Linked DNA regions of Mus musculus: regions 1, 2 and 4 are each linked to region 3. The links are chromatin loops, found by intact Hi-C in ENCODE. Cell type or tissue: heart. All regions are shown on one strand. Links, peaks and the distances in the headings refer to the core of each region. The heading gives the core; the rest is flanking DNA.

The links. Hi-C counts contacts between places; a loop is a spot of excess contacts. Peaks named below come from ENCODE experiments on the same cell type or tissue, not always from the same donor. Only the 100,000 strongest peaks of a DNase experiment are listed, where the experiment ranks them.
Region 1: a loop joins it to region 3, with 6 times the contacts of the local background. A loop is called at or near these places in 7 of 42 quality-filtered maps.
Region 2: it touches region 3 in a loop (2.5-fold over the local background); 4 of 42 quality-filtered maps call a loop at or near these places.
Region 4: a loop joins it to region 3, with 6 times the contacts of the local background. A loop is called at or near these places in 34 of 42 quality-filtered maps.

Annotation. Positions count from the first base shown.
Region 1 is chr9:56,115,773-56,121,366 of GRCm38, reverse strand. Pstpip1 (proline-serine-threonine phosphatase-interacting protein 1) reads right to left here. Exons shown (of 15, transcript NM_011193.3): 4 at 1,032-1,066; 5 at 714-820. Among named protein-coding and RNA genes, the nearest start is that of Pstpip1, 29 kb to the right of the region's middle. In heart, for the core only: CTCF peaks have their summits at 2,692 (motif pointing left) and 4,769 (motif pointing right); a DNase peak (open chromatin) is centred at 2,586; H3K4me3 peaks cover 702 bases; H3K27ac peaks cover 994 bases.
Region 2 is chr9:56,794,815-56,800,408 of GRCm38, reverse strand. Gm31586 (a long non-coding RNA gene) reads right to left here and starts at 3,491. Exons shown (of 2, transcript XR_379478.3): 1 at 3,332-3,491; 2 at 2,002-2,893. It also overlaps a transcript of Lingo1 not described here. In heart, for the core only: a CTCF peak has its summit at 2,292 (motif pointing right); no DNase peak of the experiment used is centred there; H3K4me3 peaks cover 1,765 bases; H3K27ac peaks cover 329 bases; H3K27me3 peaks cover 4,827 bases.
Region 3 is chr9:56,198,236-56,203,808 of GRCm38, reverse strand. It overlaps Peak1 (pseudopodium-enriched atypical kinase 1), which reads left to right. Exons shown (of 7, transcript NM_172924.3): 7 at 1-2,683. Among named protein-coding and RNA genes, the nearest start is that of Tspan3, 40 kb to the right of the region's middle. In heart, for the core only: a CTCF peak has its summit at 2,957 (motif pointing left); a DNase peak (open chromatin) is centred at 2,968.
Region 4 is chr9:56,550,121-56,555,714 of GRCm38, reverse strand. No RefSeq gene overlaps it. Among named protein-coding and RNA genes, the nearest start is that of Gm31529, 27 kb to the left of the region's middle. In heart, for the core only: no CTCF peak of the experiment used is centred there; DNase peaks (open chromatin) are centred at 2,754, 3,194 and 3,894; H3K27ac peaks cover 2,096 bases.

The DNA of each region.
Region 1 (5,594 bases), core at 459-5,458, 83 kb after region 3:
ACCTCCAGCTTTGTCAGCCTCCCTGCAGAGCATCCCCCAGCCTGTGTTTACACACCACCAGCCCACTAGGAGGAGCTCACTTCCTGGCTATGTAGCCACTCCACGTGTGGCCAGCCATGCTCTGTGTATTGCTGAGCAGAGCTTCAGATGCTGAGGCAAGTCTGATGCCTGCGCTTTCCCTCGGAACTGTCTCCCCGCTCCTTGTTGAGCAGCCATGCAGACTACGGGCCCCAAGTCTGCCTGTCTCCAGAACCAGCAGCCCTAATCCTTGTGTTCAGAGCCAGCTTCCAGGGGCCACTCAACTCAGGTTGGATACTTAATCACACAGTATGAAGGAGGATCGTCTAAAAGCTCCACACCCTTTCTCTTCCTGGCTCCTGGCAGCTCTGTGGTAGACCTGGGCTATGTGAGAAAACCGGGGCTGAACATGAGCTGGGAGCAAAGCCAGGAAACATTCCTTCTCTCGGTTCTGCTCCAGTTCCTGCCTCTAGGTTCCTGCCCTAACTTCACTCAGTGATGGAGTGTGACCTGAGAAGATAAACCTTTCTTCCCAAGTCAGGGGTTTATCACAGCAACAGGAAAGCAAGCTAGAACATACACACACTCTCCCCCCTTCATCAAGCCATGCTTCCCAACTGGCCCCCAGAACAGTGAGTGGGTGGCCTCTGGGGGGGTCCCCCACCTCCCCTCCTTCGCCCTCCCCACCCCCTCACCTTCTTCCGCTGCTCTTTCTGTCTCTCTCGGAACTCCTCCAGGCTCCGCAGCTCCTCACGCAGGGCCAGGGCCAGCTGGATGTGTGCACTGCCCACATTCTCTGTTTCTAGGGTGACAGCGTGGCCTCTGCTTGGACCAGTCTGTCTCCCTCACCCTACCTCCCACCCTCACATCTTCCATCAGCCTTTCAGCCTGGCACAGAGCTGGACCACAGCCCAAGCACATAGCTCCTAACTTAGTCACCCCATACAAGGGCTAAGGGTCTTCCAGGAGACCCTAATGGCCCTGCTGCCCATGTGGGGATGGTTGGAACTTACGCTGCTTCAGGGAGTCAAAGGAGGTCCTCAGGGAACTGCAAAACAGAAGTCTAGGTCAGTAGACAGCATGCTGCAGGAGCCTGGCGTCCTGCCTGACCCATGGTGTTTTATTTTGGAGGGAGGGCCCTAAGCCATATTGACTACTATGGATGCAAGGGACCTTTGGCCATGGTCATCATTCATGTAACCCCCAACTGACATTCTAGAAAACAGTTTTCTTTGTAAATTAAAAAGCAGTGGAACCTTGCTGTGGTGGGAAAGCCTCCTTGCTACGGCAGTTCTGTCCCCCACTTTCTCACTCCCCATGTCTTTGCAGCCCAGAGAAGAGGGGTGTGTCCACAGGAAGCTCCCAGCCTCTATGAGACTTCCGCCCATGCAGGCACCTGGTTATACTCAATATTGCCTGGATGAATCTGACGCAGGGGAAGGTCTTTATAGCTCTTTCCAGCAGGTGGCATGGAAGGCATAAGGAAAGGCTGGGAGGTGGGCAGGGACAGAGCCAGGGACAGCTATGGCATCTGCTTCAGGCTGGGTACCAAGGGGAGGGGAAGGAGGAGGCTGTATGGGAGCTAGAACAGTGCTCAAGCAGGAGAGGCTGCCAGGTAAAGTGGAAGCCCCTGGGCAAGTGGGGGTGACACCTGGGCAGCAGAGGCAGACAGGCCACAAGTTTAAGGTCATCATAAGCGACCAAAAAAAAAAAAAAAAAAAAAAAAGACTCTGTCCCAACTGCTCCCACCCCCTTCCCACAGAAATCCCCACTCTGCTCAGTTTACTTGAACAGCACACTGGGCGCCCTGGATTCTCTCCGGCAGCCTTGTTCACCCCAGAGCATGGTAGCGCTGAGGGCCAAGCAGAGATGCCGGCTCGGCCAGCACACACTGCTGTTTATCGGTGGGTATCGGAGTCCTGGGGCCAATACGGAAACTGTGAGCGCGAGTCCAAGCTCTCAGGAGCAGGGCCCTCGAGAGGCATGTGCTCCATTCAGAGGAGGGGGCAGATAGTGTGTGTGGGAACCAACCTAGGAAATCTGCGGTGGCCTCTTACTCCGGTCTCCACACACAAAAGCAGCACACCCTGTAGCCAGATGGCCAGGCTCTACCACTTATTCACTGTGTGACCCTGGGCAAGCCACCTGGCCCTCTGCCTTGACTTCCCTTCTATGGTGAGCAGTTAGCAGCACAAAGTGGTTTTGAGAATGATAGTCCACTCACTATAAGGCATCGTTGAAGCCTGGCGCAAGTCAGGAGCTTAACATGCCTGTCACACTCACACATATGCAAACTCCGCCAGTCCCCAGGACATCCCCCAGGCACCAGCAGCCGAACTAGGTCTTCCTCTAACCCCAGTTGCACTTTGGAAGAGTTTTCCAGTGGCGCCTTCCCAGAAGCGGCATCCTTAACTTCAGGTAGGAGGAGTCTCTGCCTGGCTACACCAGCTTCCGTCCTTTCCCAGAGCCTCTCCGGCAGCTGAGTGACATCAGGCCGTGCATGTGAGGGAGATGTGCCTCTGCGCTCCCAGCTTGGGCTTAGGGGTACTACGTCTCTTAAGGACACAAAAGCAAACGCATGGTGGCACAGCCTGCTCCACGCTCAGCATCGAGAGCTAAGTAGCGCCCTTGTTGCAAGCTTTCACTGCCTCTCTGCAGGGCGCTCTTCCGCCCCCTGGTGGTAATATAGTCATGTGGCACCTGTCACATAACCAATTCCCTGGGTGAACTGTAAGGGAAGCCCACCTGCCTGTGCTTCCTTCCGGGGTAGGATGAATATGTTCCATGGGGGCTTCCTCTTCTCTCTGAACAGTTGGGGACATTGAGGCCAAGGAGGAGTGGCAACCTGAGAGGACCCCTGGAGATCCAGGCCCTAAGGAGGATTATGGGGTCCTAGTTACTGCCAGGTGTCTTGCCTGACAAGACCATGGAGCAGTAGCAACAGCCTGGGAGCCATGAGATATGCAGATGTGCAGGCCTCTGCCAGTGACCAACCGCTGACCACTTAGTCCTAACCTTCCAGTGCTGACACACTCAGGATGAGGATAGCCTGAATGGTTTCCGCCTCGGGCCCACAAGCCATTTACAGATAAGGAAACTGAGTCACTGAGGCCAAAAGCCATCCAGGTGGTAAGAGGCAAAACCTCAAGGCCAAGGGCTGCACTTATCGATGGCTCAGGGGTTAAGAGCACATTTGGTTCTTGCACCCACATCAGATGGCTCGCAGCCCTGTAACCCCAGCCCTAGCCATCACCACTGGCCTCCACGGGCCCCTGCACACATCCGCACAGCAGACATACAAATGCAAATCCTAAAAGATAAAATGTCAAGGCTAGCCTTGCAGAGGAAGGTGACCACAGGTTAGAATGATTCTGACTTTCGGCATTTATCACCAATGTGCAAACGTGCAACACAACCTGCTAGTCTGTAGCTTGGCTCTCAGGAGACCTGGAAACTCTAGCTGAAGTCTAGTTTCACAGTATAACTGCTCCTCACTAGGAGACATGCCTTCACCCTGATCTCAGTGGAGCAGAGATCATAAAACACATGAAATCTCCTCTGATGGGACCATCTCAGCACTTGTGTTTAGGAGGGGTGAAGGTCAGGTGGGCTTTAAGGTGCCCATGGGCTAATGTTGCTCATCTGTAACCACAGAGGGGCTCACAGGACATTGGCCAAGGTCCACTCTGTTCTCCAAGGCACCCACAGCATCCCTCCTGGTGTGGCAAGAAGAAGAGTGGGAGGAGGTGACTACTTCTTGAGCAAGGTGAGGGTCTGGGCAGAAGCAGAGGACCAGACAGGAAGGCTGATCATGGTGTGTGCGGTATCATGACAGCTCCTGAAATACCTAGCCTGTCCTTACAATGCACCAAAAGCCACACAGGGGCTCAGGCAGGTTCACTACGGTAACAGGAGTGAGGAGTGAGAAAACTCATTCTAAGGTGTGACTAAAACTTCCTGTCATTTATGGGGACCCTGTGAGACCCTAGCTAGTGTGAGGCCTGAGGCAGGAATGCTGGTTTGAGGGCTGCACAGGAGGAGGTAGCCAGTGGAGCTCTCTCAGTGTGGGCTAGTCACGAAGTCACTTCACCCCCAGGCCTTTGTCTCATTGTTTACTCAGCTCTGCTACCCTGTCTTGTAGGCAGAGAGGACAGCTCCTCAATCCAGGGAGCTGGGTGTTGGAGGATGGCCACCAGCTAGGCCCTTTCCTAAGGACCAACACTTCCCACCCCCAAGCGACTAGAACAAGTGTTGTGGATCCACTTGCATTCCCTGCTGAGGGACTAGGTGTTTGGCAGATCTCTAACAGGGTAGGCAAGGAGCGGGCGTCCCAGATGGGGGTTCAAAGATGGGTGATGAGGAGGAAGACGTTCAGCCTCTTCCTCCTAAATGGAGGTGCAGCCTGGTGGGCTCTGTCTTCCCAGTGTGCCCCCTACCCCTGCTAGCAGACCATCCAGCAAGGTGGATCAGGACCTTGTGGTCCTATCAGCCATCCCTTTGTTTAAACTGACCCCACAAAGGTCCCTAAGGCTCCCAGCCTGGGTCCTGAGTACCCTCCTCTGCTTTGTATGGGATTTCTCTGTTGGCCTTGCTGTGTGTACTTAACAAAAGCTTCCCTGTAGCAATTGATTCTGTCTGCCACGTCTGAGGTTTTGCCTGCTGCTACTTCTTGTGTTCCAGATTTTTTCTGCCGTTTCTTTCTTTTTATTGAAAGATTTACTTGTGATCGTGTTCTGCCTGCATGTACACCTGCAGGCCAGAAGAGGGCATCAGATCCCATTACAGATGGTTGTGAGCCACCATGTGGTTGCTGGGAATTGAACTCAGGACCTCTGGAAGAACAGCCATTGCTCTTAACCTCTGAGCCATCTCTCCAGCCCCTGCCTTTTAATTTCTTAACTGTCAGAGAAAATGAACCTGGTCCAGACCGCTAAGACTAACAACACTGTAAAGAGCCCTCCAGGTTGGCATGGAGAGGATGACCCTGTCTGAGCCAAGCTCTTGACAGTGAGGCAAACCTGGAGGCCCTCTTGGAAGAAGTGCCTTGGGGAGAGTCTGCTGCAAAATGCTACAGGAGGGGGTCATCTCAGTGGTTTGAGTTCTTAAACTCCCTTGACAGTCCAGGCCATGACATATAACAGATATCCCATAAATGCTCACTGAAGGCATGCGCTGATGACAAATGCGTGGTCCACAGTTACACAGTGCCACATGGGACAGCAACATCACTTCCGGATGCACCTATGTGCAGGGGTCAGCAGGACTTGCAGGGGGCACAGCTCTGAGGGAAAAGGTAAGGCACACGGGCTCTAAGTGCGCCTGATGTTGTCATATCTTTGAGCCTTTGTCTACAGGTAGTTAAGACAGGAATGCCCCTCCTCCTCGGGGAACCCCAGACAGCCCTGCTCTCCTGCTCAGACCTTGGCCTGCTCTGGTCACTTTATCTTGCCCCTGTGGGTTTGCTTGTCTCCGGGGTACCCCTTTGCATGAAGCCTACCCTAGGGTCCTGCTCCCCAGCTCACTGTGTGGCTTCCCCCATGGCCTCAGTACTAGCCAGCCTGAAGGAAACAGCTCAG
Region 2 (5,594 bases), core at 152-5,151, 600 kb before region 3:
GCCTTGCCTTGTGCCAGGCCCTGGGCCTCAAGAAAAGTGGTTGCTGACTGCAGGGAGCAGAGTTGTGGTATCAAAAACAGTTGGAAAGCGGGCTCATCCTCCCTTGCTTTGAACTTCCAGGGTCGCTCAGAGCCTCAAGGCTGAAAAGCCAACTCCCAACACAGCCCACTAGAACCTATTGCCTTGGCCTCACATTACAGGTAGCTCCATCTCCAATTCCATTTCCTTGCTATGCTCTGGTCACATGGCTTCTCTCTTTGTCTTCTCACCACAGGGCCTTTGCATATGCTGCGCTCTCTCTGGGGTGGGGGTCCACAACTTCTATGAGTTAATGTCTATTCAACCCTTTGGTTCTAGGTCAAACACTAAGACTAGATGTCTCTCCCGATTTGCCAAACCATGTGAGCTTCCCCTGCCCCAGTCCTCCACTTAATGCTTAGCTTTTCAGATCTATTTTTTTCCTGGATGATGGTTTACATCCCTTTCTTTCCACACTAGGGTTGCTGGATATGTCCTCAATACATGTTCCCAGAAAGAATGGTAAATACAGGCTCTCAGTTCGAATCTTGCTGAGCTTTGTTCTTTTCTTCACCCTGGGACTAGAGTCAGGATTTGAAGTGATAGGAGACTCCTGTGCATCGTGTGTTAAGCATAGATTAAAACGGGAGTGATGGAAGAGGTTGCTGAGGGACAGAAGGGCTTTTGGTGGTGGGGACAGATAAGTGGGTAAAGACTTGGGGATGGGAAAGTGCCATGCATTTATAAACACAGGGTAGACAGCCTAGCTTGCTGTGATATTTCTCTGAACCCTCTGAACTTCACCATTTTCTTTGACCCAGGAAACAGAGGCTTGTGGAGTGCTTGAGTGCGGAGAGCAGAAGCCGCCCGAAGGAAGTGAAGTATTGGGTGACTGCGCATTGTTGACGTAGGTTGAGCCATGTCAAAAACCTTAATGTTTCAGCCTGGTGGAAGTAGCAAAGTCTCCCCTGGGTGAGGCTCAGAGGGCTGGCAAAGCCTTCCTCCTGGTCCAAGGGACAACAAGTGTCCAGTGTATACAAAAGCAGCAATTGCTGCTCCACGTCCTGGATGATTACAGCCCAAGACTGCTCACCTGCAGAGACCTTCGACGGTGACCAGCTAAGTCCTGGCTCTGCATTGTGCATAGTGAACTCTTCTGCTCACTGTGGTAATGTGTGCGTCAGAGCACGCACACACCCCATTTGTCCTTAGCTTTCCTGTGTCCACCTACCTGTGGGTCTGTTCTTTTTTCATTCCCTTGCTGCCGGTAGTCAGGGTTCCAGACCCAATCTTCATGGGTCGTAGCAGGTGGTAACTATTCGCTCCTTCCTGGGATTGATTGCCTGTAGGTGTTGCCAGCCCAGGCTGGCCCTTGCTTGACGACTGTGTCAGAAACACAGCCACGTTGTCCTTTACTGGAGGTGGGTGGAAGCAGTGATTGGACCTTGGTAAGACACCCACAGAACTCCTGGAGGGAGGGGCAGGACTAGACTTGGATATACCAAGGAAGAATAACAGAACTAGACTTAGGTGCCTAGTTCCTGATGGGCCACCTTGTTCCCGCATTTCAGGGGGAAGTAAAAGCTAGAGAAAGTGTGTTAGATGTGGGGATTGCATTGCAAAGCAGGAAGCAATGATTCCTAAGCTTATACATAAACGTCTGTGGTTTCCAGGACAGGAGAAGTAGGATAAATGGATGGGGACACAAGCTGTTTCTCTGCTTGGATTGCAGGGCCCCTGGGAAATGGCTGTTTGTCTCTGTTTGCTTCCCTTGGGCCACCTGGATGCCCTGGGTGACTCCTCAGGAGGTGTGTGGAGCCAGAGCCAGCAGTCATGAGCTCATCTCCCTGGGGGCTCTGGGAAGTCTGATGGGAAGGAAGAGGAAAAGGGGCCAGAGAAGGAGAAAATGGAGACAGGAAGGGACTTTAGGAGGGGCCACAGAGCCAGGCTTAGAGACAGGAAAGGAAAAAGACAGAGGGCAAATGCCACTGTGGTCTGATTTACTCTTACTCTTCTGTGTTATTTCCCTTAGGTCCCCATCCCCCACCCCCATTTGGAACTCGATTCATAGATCAGGCTGGCCTCAAACTCAAGAGTTTCTCCTGCCTCTGCCTACTGAATGCTGGGATTAAAGGGGCGTTGCTACTACCTGGGCTGGGGCAGGGGGAAAGGGGGTTGGAGGGATGGGCAACTTCATGATAATGAACTTGAGAGTATCCAGGTCGCATCCTGGCAGAGCCCAGTCTGGGCTTCTCCCACTTCCAGCTCCTGTCAGCAGGGGGAGGCTGTGCTTCATTAGGCTGCAGAAATGGGACCAGAGGCTGGAGAGAGCTTAAGCAAGAGAAGCGCCTTCCTGCAAAGGCAGTTTAAGGTGGGAGGTGAGAACCGGACTCCTACCTAGATCGAGCAAAGCTGTCTTGCTGCTGCCCCAGAATTGAAACTCAATACAAAGTTTCTCAATAACACACACAGCATTCCTTATTTCCCACTTCCTGGTCTTCCCTTAGGTTTCTTTCTGAACGAGATTTCTATTCCTCCCCGTCTGGTCTCCCTTTTCGCCTGGCCACCTCCAGCTCACGCTCTGATGGATTCACCACCACCTCCTCCAGGAAGCTGCCTGGGCTCTCCTGCCACCCCAACAGTTCTATTATACCACCTGCTTCCTCGTTTTCTGTTTGATGGAAGTGTCTGATACTACTGCACCTAGCACAAGTTGGGGGCAACAAATTAGATGCCTAGGGACCAGCTGGGTGAAATCAACAATACTCTGCAGAATTGGGCTGCAGGAGCCATGAACAGGAAAGTCCAGGGAGATGCTGTTTTGTAGAGTGCTGTAGCGTAGTAGATTCCGGTTCTGCTCACTTTTGCCTTTCCCCTGTTTGGATGAGATGGGAGAAGAGTCAGAACAAGAGACAGGGCAACCAGGACCTGAAGAGGCTGGACTCCAGCACCCCGATGTCCTCAGAGCAGCTAACATATCAGAGCTAGACAAGGCGCTAGAGATGATGGAAGCCCATGTCTTTCTTAGGTAAACTGAGGCTCAAAGAAGTGTAAGCATCTGCCCAAGGTCACATAGACGGGGAGTCCACCTTGGGCCAGGAGCCCTGCCCTTCCTGCTTAACAGGTGTCTTCAGCTGGGATGGGTTAATGTCGGGACAACTATCTTCCAAATTCTTCCTCCCAGGGCCCCATAGTCCTGGAAATCCAGCCTACACTCTCCCCAGATCCCTGTTGGCCCTCAGGCTTAGAGCAACAATCGCTGAGCGCCCCCTGGATGGTGTGATCTGGGCCGTTCTCCTTCTCCTTGACTCACCTCCAGCCCCGGAGGACTGGAGCCCCGCGGATCCGGCCCCAACTGCACCACAGCCCGGGCTTGCTCGTGCTCTGCGAGGCCGCTCTCCTCGGAGCCCCGGGTGGGGCAGGTAGAGCCGTGTGCACTATGCCTTTAAGTCCCGGCGAGATGAGCGCTGTGAGTCGCAGCCGAGGCTAGCGCGGGACGTCGCCATCAGCCTAGCTCAGGCCAAGAGCAGAGGGACAGCGGGGACCCTCGCCGCCCACTGTGCGCCCGTAGCCTGGGCTCAGCGAGCGGCGGGCGGCGCTCGGTGTGATGCGGAAAATGTGAGAGGCAGTGCAGGGCAGTGGGGAGGTGGGCGCGGAAAAGGGCGGCGGCAAGGCAGAAGGAAAGGCAGCGGGAGAGGCCGGAGACTGGTCGGGGACAGGTGGAAGACAAGAGCAGCGACCGAAAGAATCAAGAGCACACGGCTGTGGGCGGGAGTGCGGGGGAAGCCGCAGGAGTGGGGTAGCTGGGCCCGGGGCTGGGGTTGTTAGCGCGGCCACGACGGGGCAGGGCACAGCGGAGGAGCGGGAACGCCCGCCGGGTGTCCTCTGGGAGCAGCGGGGAACGTGAGGCGCGGTCGGCCCAGGAAGGGTCTCGCGGAGAGGTCGTTGTGGCAGCGGGGAACCTTGATGAGCTCCCCAGGAGGGCGAGAACCCAAAGTGCAGAGTCGGGTGTGTAGCGGCGGGGGTGTGTGCGCGCCCGGGTGTGCGCGAGTGTGAGCGCACGGGCGGGTGGGAGCGCGCGTTAGGGATTCTGCTGGCATCGCAGCGTGGAGAGCAGGAGGCAGGAGCCGGGCGCGCAGGGGAGCGCGGGGGCTCTGCCGCGCACACGTCGTGCGCGCTCTCTTGTGCACATACACTCTTTTGCACACACACACACACACACACACACACACACACACACACACACACACACGCCTTTTCTGCTTCGTTGGTTGCTGCTGCCACCATCTCGGAGCTGAGCCCTGCGGAGCGAGAACCCAAGCTGGAGCTGGGATCGGAGGCGAGCCCAGCCTGGTGATGCCGGCCCAGAGCAGAGCCCCGCGCGGACGACTAGCTCTGATGGTAAGTGTGGCTGGGTCTGGATGCTGCGGCTGGGCTGGGGCCGCAGGGGTGCAGGCGGGGAGCTAGGGTGTCAGCCCGCCGGCAGCGCCGCGTGCGCAGCCTCTGATTGGGCTGGAACCTCGGGGGCAGCCGTGGGGGTGGGGTGTCGAGTGCGCGTCCGTGACGGGCGTGCACGCTCAGCACCCCCCTCAGCGTGACCGCGCTCCCCTCCTGCTGCGCAGCTCTACCAAACCCTCACCTGGCTCGGAAATCATCCAGGCTTGGAGCAACTTTGCGGGGAATTACCGGGCGTGGTGGGCCTGGAGGCGGTGGGGGTGGAGGTGCTTTAATGGTACAACTTTGGCTTTTCTTTCAAGAGGAGAAAACAAGAGGGAGAGTCGGGTGGGGGCTCTGTTGGGCCCCTGAGGGGTCGAAGGTTGCCTCTCTGACACTGCATCAGGTCAACCATGGGATCTCTGGGACGCCTATCAAGCCCAGCAGTACCCCTGGAGTTGTCCCCATACAGGATTCCTGTGACCCTGCCAGGGTCAGGCGGGACCGCGTACTGACAGCTCCACAAGGGCCAAGAGATGTCTTTGCAACTACCATGAAGGTGCGGGAGTGGGAAGGGTGCAGATGTGTGACCGTGAGTGTGTCCCTGGGTGCATCCTGCTTGGTGGACTGGCTGCTGGAAGAAAGGAACTACCTGACAATGGAAACAACTGTGTTTGAGTTGTGCTACTTGGAGGACTAGATGCCCAGCACTCAAGAGGCTGGGGATTGATGGGAGGGGCATAACCAGGCCCACTAGCCGGGCATATCCATCCCACCTTTTGGCCATTGATGTCAAGCCTGTCTCACTCGGTGTATCCCCTTTCCGGTGAGTCTCTGCTGGGCCTGTACTGGCTGCTTCAGGAAACATTCCAGAGTTCCCTTGCTAAGTCTTTATCTCCAGCACAGGCTCTTCCTCCTCAAGGAAGCAACTTTTGGCTGCTGATTGATCTTGAATCCTTCCAGTTCTCTTCTGTACAGATGAAGCCCATATACACTTTCCCCTGGCATTCAAAGTACAAACCTTTGGGCGTTGAAGCCTTGATCTTAGCTTGGATGTTACTTGGAGGGGCCAGCCAGTATCTAGCTGGATTTTCTAGGAAGGCAACCTCTACTTGTGACAAGCTTTCAGGTGTAACACTTCC
Region 3 (5,573 bases), core at 1-5,000:
ACTGGAAGGAAACCCTCCCCTCTGCAGCCACACACACACATTTTATATATACATATATTATGAATTTGGGAGTGTTACTAGTATAGCACTTGAAGTTTTCACAAGTAACATCTGTATTGACTGGATTCTTTTTTTCTTTTCTATTAAAGTCTATGCCATAGATTCTTCCATTTCTGTTGAGAGTTTGAACAACTAAGCCCCACTGGAACTTTCCCTTAAGCCACATGGACAGTCTCTCTCTCGGCACATGTAGGTGCTAGAGAAACAGGACTGTGGCGAGAGCAGGCAAGAGCAAGAATCGCTGTCCCTCAGAGTGCCTTGTTAGCATAGTAACCTAGCCATGGAGAGAATAGCCCCCCGTGCCCCAGACAGCTCTTGGGGAATGCATGCAACCACGTAGTGTGCAAAAGATCACCATAAAGGACAGCAGCTGATGAGCAAATGAACAATCAAATAGACATGTGGAGTAGGCCATGAAGTTCCTGAAAATCACCAACCCCAGGGCCGAGTTAGATTGGAAGGCACACGGATAGCAGAGGGCTTCAGGGGTTGTTCTCAGGACATGGACTGGATAAGGTCATGGGGGAGTGAGTGCCCCTCACCGCTGGTGCTGAGGGCCAAGGAGAAACCCTCAAGAACTAGTCAGCGCAGCCTTCCTTCGTCATGCTAGAGGAGCCTTTTCTGCCTCTGAGCTCAGGGTGTTCATGAAGATGGGACTCTAAAGCTCTGGGAAGCCATGCCTCTAGGAGCAAAGCCTCAGCCATCAAAATCCCCATGCACAATCTTGAAGCCCACTCAGTAGTGGGTCATGCAAGCTTTCCAAGTTTGATTTATCCAGTATTGGGAAATCAGCAAATATTAGCTGGTAACCTACAGTGAGGATTTCCCAAAGCCTTTACCTAGAGTGATCTGAAAAGATGCAGGCTAGTCTCAGAAACTGGGATGGATTTAGGAAGCTTCATTATATTCTAAGTAATTCTAGGCTTATAAAGCATCCACACAGTGGGAAACAGGACAGAACTCGGCTCTCTGGGCCAGCTCTGGCATGCTTGTTATTTCTCTCACTAGTGGATAAGGATTGGGATTCTGGTCCAGCCTCGTAACTAAACAGAATGGCTGCCCATAAAACTGGGTTATTAGATTTACCTCATTGAAGCTCATTTTCTGAGAGACCCAAAGTGCTGCGCTGAGACAAACCCAAGTGCACCGAAGTCCATCCGCTCATGCTCACAGCGGTGCACAGGTGGGGACGCCATGGACCAAAGCCAATGCCCCAAGGGAAGTCAGAAGAGCCATAATGCAGGACCCTAGACAGGTTATACCAAAGAAAACAAGCCTTCCTCATCCTGCTGCTTCTCAGATGACGGGGTGAGCTGTGACAGATGCCAGAGGAAGGGTTTGCAAACATTCCATGGTCAAGGTGTTCAACGGGTAAGTCCATCCCCAAACCAGTAAAATAAAATAAAAAGAAGGGTTCTCTGTTAGTTAGTTTCACGCAGGCCGTTTGTACGTCAGAAGAAAAGGTGTAGGGAGCGGCAGCAGCCAGAGCAGATGGCAAAAAAAAAAAAATTCTCTGCTATCTTAAGAAGGAGCTTTTAACCGGCGCACTCTCACCACACCTGGCTAGTGCCAGACCTTATGCACGGGAGCACCGCATCTGTAATATCAAAGCTTGGGTTTATGGTGATTTTTTTTTTTCCTAAAAAGAGGTGCTGTCAAGAGATTTGTTTAAAGAACTCTTGGGAAATTTTCTTAACCCACTGTACCATTTTATGAACCTCCCCACAAAAATGACTCTCACTCAGCATCCCCATCATCTAACATGTAAGTACCCAGACTGTCTAAGGTGCTATACAGCTGTTACACACCTACCCCTGCAGCTGTTTTAAATTAGAGACTTCTGCATCAGCTGCCACTGGACGTTTTGCCCATGCAGATGGGCCACAGGGGTCTGCATTCTGAGCGTCCTTTATACATTCCCCCTTCAGCAGCCTCTATGTCTGTCCCTGTCCCTGCTTCCCATCCCATCTCACCCATCCCATGGTTTTTTAAATCAAGAAAGTTTCAGGGAATCAAAAGAGGTTGGGATTTTTTTTTAACCCAGCAGAATCGCAGAGTTATATATTTTGCTATGAACATTGTTGTGGTACAGAAAATCCACTTTGCCTGTTGGTTTGTGGCAAGTCTGTGTGTCTGCACTCTTGGTAACTTGAATGTCGAGCCAGCCCTATGGCTTCAATGTAGTGTTGTTGAAAGATTAAACCACACAGCTTCAGGAAGCCTACTCAAGTTGTTCCTTCCTTATTTCCCATCCCTGACCAGTTCTGGAGAGCGGTGTGTATAGACACTGGGCTGGGTTTTCTGTTCATGACACAGAGGGCATTTTGTTGGGAGGTGGAGGCAGAAGCAAGATGTCACCTGTCTCAGTGAATTGAATCATGACAGTCCTTATTCTAATATCACTAATTCTCCATGGCACTGCCCTCATTCTGCTTTGGGAAATCTTGTTTCTCTTCCTTCGGCCCTTTACCCATCTCCTCTCGTATTTTTACAATTGTATGAATCAATAACAGGTCCCTGTGTCACCAGTGGCGCCTCCCTTTGGTTTGCTGTGGTACTTTGCTGTGTATTCTGTGGCCTCACGTTACTGTGTAAATAAATTCTGTTTAATATACACTAAAAACCAGACTTGAAGTGCATGTCCTTCCGGTGGCTTGTCCATAGAGGCGTGCTGGCGTGGGTCTAACTGTAGATGCAGCTCTCGTATTCATTCCCAAGATGCCTTCCTGTTCTTAAAACAGGCTACAGTAGGTAGCTTTTCGCCAGCATGCCCTCTGCCCTCTGGACTCCATTTCTTACCGACAGACTCTTTTCTCTTCAGTGCCTCTGTAATTTGAGAAAAGGGGGGCTCCAAGAGCAAGTGGCTAACTCCTCAGGTTTGCTGGGTAAGATCGCCCCCTGGTGTCCAGACACTGCAGACTGCCTGGTTAGAGAGGCTTGGCGGCAGCTGATTTAACTGACTCCTCCAGCAGGAAGTCAGGCTGCGGAGACAAGCCTGTACACCATCATCTACAAAATCAGGCCTGCCCTTAAGGTACATTTGTCACAGGAGACATCCTTCCAGAGGCAGCCGACAGGTAACAAAAAAGGAGCCCATCTGGTTTAGGCAAAAAGACGGCAGTGAGCAGTGAAAAATGCTGCTAACATTTTTCTTAAGTTCTCTCAGAAAGGTAGTTTCCAGGCTTGGGTTTTATGTTGCTGAGGTACAAACTCCATATGAATGTGTACTCTAAGCGTGTTTCCTGCATCCAGGAGGAAGAGTTAACAAACTGACCAGATGTTGCCCAGGCTTTGCATACAGCCTGGGCTTGAGCAGTGTAGGTCACAGAGAATGTGGTACGATGATTGTGTAACTGCCCAACACTAGTGCTATATGAGTAGCCACTCTGGGGACTTAAAAGATTATGGGCTCTGGAGGTGTAGGCCAGTCATGGTTGGCTTAACCTGAGTTTAGGGAGACAAGGGTCAGCTAGAGGAGATGGACCCTTGTCATCAGCATTCCTGCAGAGTCACTTTTCAACCCATGCTATGGGGAAGCTGATTTCTTTCCTACCTGGAATACGCAAGTCTCTGCAGCCCTGCCACCCCTACATGTGCGCTCTCCCCAGCCCAACCAGGAGGCTTCCCTCTAAGTGAGACTGCATTCCTCCAGGGAAGGAGTTTCATTAGCACCTTAGGAGCCAAGAGCAGCAGTTGGCAGATCACAAGTTGTCATTAAAGGCAGCTCACAGCAATTATGGCTAAAACTTAAAAATTGAATTTCACACTGGGCAAGGCTTGAAGAGGGGCTGGTTGCTAAGCTCCAACTCAAATGTGCAAAACACTTTTAAGAGCAAACAGGTTGTCTGAGTATGACAGGGATTTCAGTACCAGATAACCCTCTCTATGTGTACCCTCAGTCCAGTAATTGATGGTTCCTGTGTCCTCTGGAAGCCACTGAAGCCTCTGAAAGCTGCTGGAAAGCATGGGGACCTTTAGTCTCCGCCTAAGAACCAGGGGATCAGGAATGAAAAAATGACCCCAGAGTGAAGAATGATCTCCAGTTAACACTGTTCATATTGTTCTTGTGCGGGACCAGAGTTAGGTACCCAGTGCCCATGTCAGGTAGTTCACAACTGCCTGGAACTCCATCTCCCAGTGCCCACACACACAGACATATATAGCACATAATTTTAAAATAAAAGCTTCAGGATAACATGGCTATAACACAATGAGAATAACATTTATCTTTTAAAATAGCAAAACTGGAGGCCTCTGGGAAATCTATAAGCAAAGCATCTAGGAACCTCTAGAGAGGAAGGAAATTCACCTGTGGAGGCAGGGCACAGTACAGGGGCCTCCTATATGTCAGTCCCCACCACCCACTGCTAATCCAGGCTTGAGCCAGAATCAAAGGGAGAGCCAAAACCTCCAGGCAGTGCTGGAGAGATGAATATGGGTTAAGAGCATTTACTCTTGAAAAGGACCCAGATGTGGCTCCCATGTTAGTTGGATCACAAGCACCTGTAAGTCCAGCTCCAGGAGATCCATGATCGCGCTCACTTTCTTTGCCCCACTGTCTGGAAGTGTAGGACATGGATGTCTAACTTCTCCCTCCGTGTCTTCAAACCTGCTTTCTGCCCTTTTGTCTCCTGTTCTCTCTTCTCCCTTTCCTCCCGCACCCCAGCTCTTGAACCGCAAATCCAACCCCACCCCCACTCCCATTTTGATCCATTCAGACTCCAGCAGCCATAGAGGATCATCTCTCCCCAGTCTTAACCTGCCTGGTACCACAGATGCCACCTGATGCTAGCACAGAGTCTGGCCGTGGGCACCTCTCCCTCCATAGCAGGAGGGTCTGAGCTTGGCTTCTCTCACAGACTCTTCTTCCTCTTTGGCCTCCCAAAGACAGGACAAGTAGCCACTTCCAAGAACAATATACAGAGGTACACTGTTCCAAAGAGCCCCAACCTGCACCTCAGAATTAACAGTTTCATGCAGGTGCACACACACACACAGCCTGCTGGATTGATGTGTTCCCAACCACCCATATGACGGTTCCATCATTTCTCAGATGAGAGATTCGCCCCTTTGCATTGTTAACAGTGATTTGAACCGAAAGCTGCACGATCTTGTGTGTGGAGCTTTCTCATCCACCTCGCTGCTGCCAGCTGTGCCTCCAGGACACCAGAACAGGAAAAACTAGGAGAACGGGGAAGGTGCCCTGAGGGCATTGGAGAGGCTTAAAGGAAACTTTTCGGTTTGTTTTCAGTTTTCTGCTTATTGGTGCCATGTGCTGATCCCAACTCCGACAGGGTCAAAGCTTGGCCAACTTGCTAACCAGTGTATTATAAGCCTTTATCTTGTAGCCTGGTTTTGTTCCAATGGATAGGTATTCACGGTGATGCACTGGCAACCAAGGCTCCTTGGCATGGCAGAGAGAGAGGGAAGGAAGAGGTAAATGCAGAGAGCCCAACTGAACTGTGGCCAGCCAGGCACCAGGCACACAGCTACCCCACAGGTGGGAAGTGCCT
Region 4 (5,594 bases), core at 135-5,134, 350 kb before region 3:
CACAAGGCCTTCCTGCACGCTTCTGCAGCAGGTCTGAATATGTTCTTAGACTCAGCTGCTGCCTCACAGGCTCCGTTCACCATTGTCTTCCCCTGCTGGGCTCTGAACCACAGCCAGAGCCCCTTTTCCCAAGTGTCCATCTGACCACCCCTGGAGGGACCCAAAGAGAACTAACCTAAATCAGCTACCTGGGACACAAGGTCTCCACAGCCCTGAGGAAGGGGCCTCCCCAAGGGAGGGTGGGCAGGGATGCAAAGCAAGAAGATGAGGGAGAGGAGGGAGGGTAAAGCTTCAAGATATGCTCTGAGGCTTTTTATCTCAATCATTCCATTACTGAATATTGAATGTATAAAATAATTGGTCTCATATCATACATGGAGGTAATATTTACCCCCTTTTCATTTGTTCTCCATTTTTCCTATCTGTTGGTCCCCTTCCTCTTCCCAACTTGTTCCCCTTCCACTCATGTCATATACATATCTATAGGAATGTATATGTGCGGGGCGGTGGTGGCGCACACCTTTAATCCCAGCACTCAGGAGGCAGAGGTAGGCAGATTTTTGAGTTCCAGGACAGTCAGGACTATGCAGAGAAACCCTGTCTCAAAAAACTAAAAAAAAAAAAAAAAAAAAGGAATGTATATGTATGTGTAGGTGAATATACATGTATATATATATATATATATGTATATATATATGTGTGTGTATGTACATGTATGTGTATATGTAGGTGAATATATATGTATGTGTGTGCATATGTATGTACATGTACATATAGAGATGTGTAGACTCCACAAGGAGAAAACATGTGTGACACTCTCTTTTTCTCTTCCTGCATAAAGCTTATTTCACTTAACATCATGATTTCCAGTCCTAACCAATCTTCTGCAAATAAATGATTTTGTTCTTTTTTTTTTTTCAATCCAGTCCTTAAGGTTCAAGAGACCAGTGTAGCTGTGAAAGATCCAGGAGAGAGGGAAACAGTGTAGCACAGAGCCAGAGGCAGACGAGGAGGCGCAGGAGTAGGGGGAGGCACAGGAGGCACTGGAGGCAGGCTTATTCCCTGCCCACACTCCATCTTTCTGGCATCTCTAGGTTGCAGATGGCCTCAGTGGTAATTCTTTAGCCAGAGACATCAACCATCAGAAGGAGAGGAGAGAGTTAGGGTTGGGGCAGTGAAGAAGCCAGGCTGAAGGTAGATTTGGCCATGGCAAAGGGGCACATAGCTGGGGAGGGCTTCATTTCAAACAAGGTGGAGCCGGAATAGACTCCAGTCCTGGATCCCTGCAGCACGTCCTCCCTGATCTCTCTCCGCCCCCATCAGTGCCCAGCTCCCACCTGTGTGCCCTTGAAGGCTCATGCTGGGGGAGGTGAGAGGAAGTGACAGGAAACAGATGGCCAGATTCAGAGGAGGGATGCCAGACTAGCTCAAGGTCACCTGACTAGCTCAAGGTCACCCATATGCCAGCAATTAATCCAGGCTTGGCATGCTGGTCTCCTGCTCTGGGCTGGTAGCCTCTGCTCCAGCAGCAGATGAAGAGCAGAGACTCGGAGGGAGGCCGAGGTGAGGATGGACGACAGGGGTCTTGGGCTTGTGAGGAAGAGCTGAGCAGGGACAAAGAACTGTTTATTCAGCTCGGTTGCCATCAAGGTCCAGAGCTGTGTAACCATGACAGCTCTAGGTCTCAGACCTGCCCCCACCTCACCAAGCCATACTGGACCCTTCCCTGTCACATCCAAGCCTGCAGGCCTGCAGGTGTGACAGAGGAGACAAAAATGAGCCACTCCCAAGGGCCTTCCTGCAGAACGTTGCAAGAGATCACAGGCAAGGGTCAGCGCTGGCCTCTCTGGACAGAGCAGAACTGAGAGCCAGGGCAGCGCCAAGCCGGCGAGCTGGCAGGCGTCGACTGCCATGTTGCAGCCCTTCTGTTTGTGTGGAGGACACGGCTATGAAATGTAAGTAAAACCCAAGGCTAATTTCCCCGGTCAGAAGGAGGAGGCGCTGCAGTGTGCTCAAACCCTAATTAAACCCGCTCGGGCGGTGGAACACCAAAATCAGTTCCAAGATCAATATTGCTATTCATTTAGAAGTGTAACAAGGTTAGAGAGGTGAGCAAAGGAAATAATTAACTCATTTGCAGCCTTTTTAAACAGAAACAGTCATTTTAATCTCCAGGGTAATTAGCTAGGCCCTGTCCATCAATCATGACGGCTGCCATTATTTTAAGTATTTTATTAATTAAGGAGGGAGGGGACTAAGGCACCCTTCAACCCCCCAACACTGTTTACTGAAGCTGGAAGGACCCTGAGCAGGAGCCGAAGAGCACTAGACAAAGGGTCAGCGAAGTCTGTGCTGAGAACGATGGCTGTCAGAGAAAGGCTACCATATGACAAAGTTGAGGTGACAGGTGCGGAGACCCCCCACCCCCACACCAAGGCTTGACTCTTGACAAACAACGATGCCCCATTCAGAGTCTGGAAGTGCTGGGGTGTGGGATCCCCAAGGTCTGCTTTGGTAACTGCTCCTAACTTTCTGGGTGACAACGACATGCCCCTGCCCCACCATATGCCCTATGATACTTTAGATGTATGTGGGATAGTCAGAAACCAAGGCTTCTAAGTGCCCAGGGGCCTCCAGCCACTGGAGGGCAGCAGAGCCCCAGGGACCCCAGAGCGAGGGCTGGACTGGCTCAGTCTGTACCAGACCCCATAGCTCCTGTGTTTGTCACTCACTGCTCAAGGTCCCATTGCTCAGTCCTGTGACTTGGACAGGAAGCTGAGTCAGATGGTCTCTGACCCTGCTAACAGCTTGGTTTTGGCTATTCAATAGGAGCCTGCCCTGGCCTGTCTCCCTCACATTCCAGATGGGGAAACAGACCCAGAGAGAGGAAGGGTGTTGTTATACTAGTCTTGTTTAGTATTTGTTAATAAACATGGACACAAAATTCCTGGCCTGAAGAAGACCTTCCGGGGGCCATCAGGAGAAACTTGTAACCAAACAGTAACCACTGGGCAGGATGAGAAAGCTGACAAACAGCTTAGGACAGAAGGTCAGCAGAGGCATACCCCAAGCAACCTGGACAGTCAAGGGAGGCTTCCTGGAGGAGGCACCTCTCAGATGAATCCTGGTGAAAGGCAGGGCAGTGCATCCCGCAGGAGAGGGAGAAGCAGTGCAGGGACCCGGGCAAGAGTATGAGGAGGCTGAGAGGGGTACAGGCAGATTGGACACCACAGGCCATTCAGGAGGCCCGAGTGGGAGAGAGTAGGGCAGGGCAGCAGGGTAGCTATGGGTGTCTGGAAAAGAAAGGAGCGAGGCAGGAAAGTGCTGGGTCTGGTGGCCACTGTCTTGCTATGTCCTGCTATGTCTCCCTGCTCCCAGCCTTGGGCTTACCCTGAAGTTGATGATGTCATTTTCTCCAAGAGCCTCTCCCTAAGCTGTCCTCTCTGCGACTCATCTGGGAGGCGAGAGAGTAGAGAAAGAAGGGACTGTGGAGACAGGAAGAGAAAAAAAAACCCAAAACAAAAAACTATGGCTGAAAGGGACAGCCAGGCATGTGAGGGCTGCCTGTCTTAATGCCCTGAGCCATACCAGCACCATCCTCATTAGATAGCCTCTTCTTGCATACCTCCTGGCCGGGGAACTCTCTTATCTCTGGAGTCAACCGCCTTCTCTCTAGTTGCTGACTCTGTGCCTGGGTGTGCAGAGAGCCCCACTTGCAAGTCTAGGACACCCCTCGTGCCTCCAGCACTAGTCTTCAGCTACCTTAGTTCCAAGTCAGCCAGGCAGGTAGAGTACTGACCGTGGTCATCAGTTGCTTAGCAAACTGGGAAGATCAGAGAGCTTCGCTGGTCACTAAGCTGGCACATGATCTTCTGGGAGAGTTCTGGGTCTGGGCACTGGCTCTGAGGTTGGGGGAAGGGAGGAAGAAAGCAGAGGTCCAGAAAGAGGGAGGAGGGAAGAGGATCAGGCTGAAACTCGGTTGCTAGGGGCAACAGCATTACATCCTGAGGAGGAACCAGATGCTGAGGAGGGCAGCAGATCCAAGCCCGGCAGGCTTGGGGGTGAAAGGGGGAGCACACAGCCAGGAACCCAGGAAGAGGGTGGGACACGCGTAGGGTGTGTGTGTTGTGGGGGGCGGTTGGTGTGGTAAAGGAGGGTTATGCTACATGGGGTATGTGTGTGGTGTGGTGTGGTGATAGGGAAAGAGTATGGTATATGGTGGGGGAGTGGTGTGGTGTGTGTGTGTGTGTGTGTGTGTGTGTGTGTGTGTATGGTATTTTGGGGGGTGTTGTTATGTGAGGGGTTGTGGGAGGGTAGTGCGTGGTATGTGTATGCATTCTCATGTGTGTCTAGCCAGGCAGTGGTAGTGCATGCCTTTAATCCCAGCACTTGGGAGGAGAGGCAGGCAGATTTCTGAGTTCGAGGCCAGCCTGGTCTACAGAGTGAGTTCCATGACAGCCAGGGCTATACAGAAAAATCTTGTCTCGAAAAACCAAAAAAGAAAAGAAAAAAAGAAAAAGAAAAAGAAGAAGTGTGTGTGTGTGTGTGTGTGTGTGTGTGTGTGTGTGTGTGTATGATGAGGAGGGAGGGGTATGGTATATGGGGTACATGTGTGGGGTGGTGGTAGGGAAGGGGTATGGCATTTTGTGCAGAGGGGTGGTATGGTATGGTGTGTGTGTGTGTATGATATTTGTGTGAGTGTTGTGGTGTGAGGGGTTGTGGGAGGGTGGTATGTAGTGTGTGTGTGTGTGTGTGTGTGTATGTTATGGTATAGGTATATGGTGTGTGTGTGTGTGTGTGTGTGTGTGTGTGTGTGTGTGTGTGTGACTTAGGGCAGGTATTTCCACAGCTGATCTCACTTTCAGGTCCACAATGCCTATGGGTCTTTAGAATTCAAGAGCTTTCTGAGGAGCTGGGGCTGAAGAATCATGCTTGACACAGCACAGGGCCATATGGGACTCCAGCCTGGGCCCCAGCAAGTCAGCTGTCCTACCTGCTAGGATCCAGGAAAGGACAGAGTTGTGAAGAGAGACTTAGGGGACACAAACCAAAGGCTAGTCCTCTGAGGGTTTGGTCATGCCCCTACCTTTCCCACTTCAGTCTCTGTTATCTATAGAACTATGCAAACAATCTTGTCTTTTATTACAACACTTAAGTCATATACAGGGAAGGGTCTCTTGTTAAGAGACTTTCCCCCCTGGTGGTTGCTACAAAGCAGAGAGGGACAGATGCTACCATCTTCCAGGTCTGCAAACCAAGGCTTAGAGACAGCTGGCTAAGTGGGGGAGGGGGAAGCAAGGAACTGAATACAGAGGTGTAAGACACACCTCGCTGCTGTCACCAGAAGCTGCCTCACCCAAGTCCCCACCATCCTATGGCCAGCCCCTGAGCGGCAGAGCTTGCTCTACCTCACCTGCCTGACCCTCTGACCAGACAAAGTCACCCCTCCCCTCCCCCAAGCCCTTGAGTCTCCATCCCACATCTGGTTAATGCTAGGTCCCCAGCACTGCCCGCAGACGCATCTGTTTGCTTCCTGCCTCTTTCCTAGTCGCTACACCCCAAAATGAGGCAGGGTAGACAATGCCCCTGTCCCT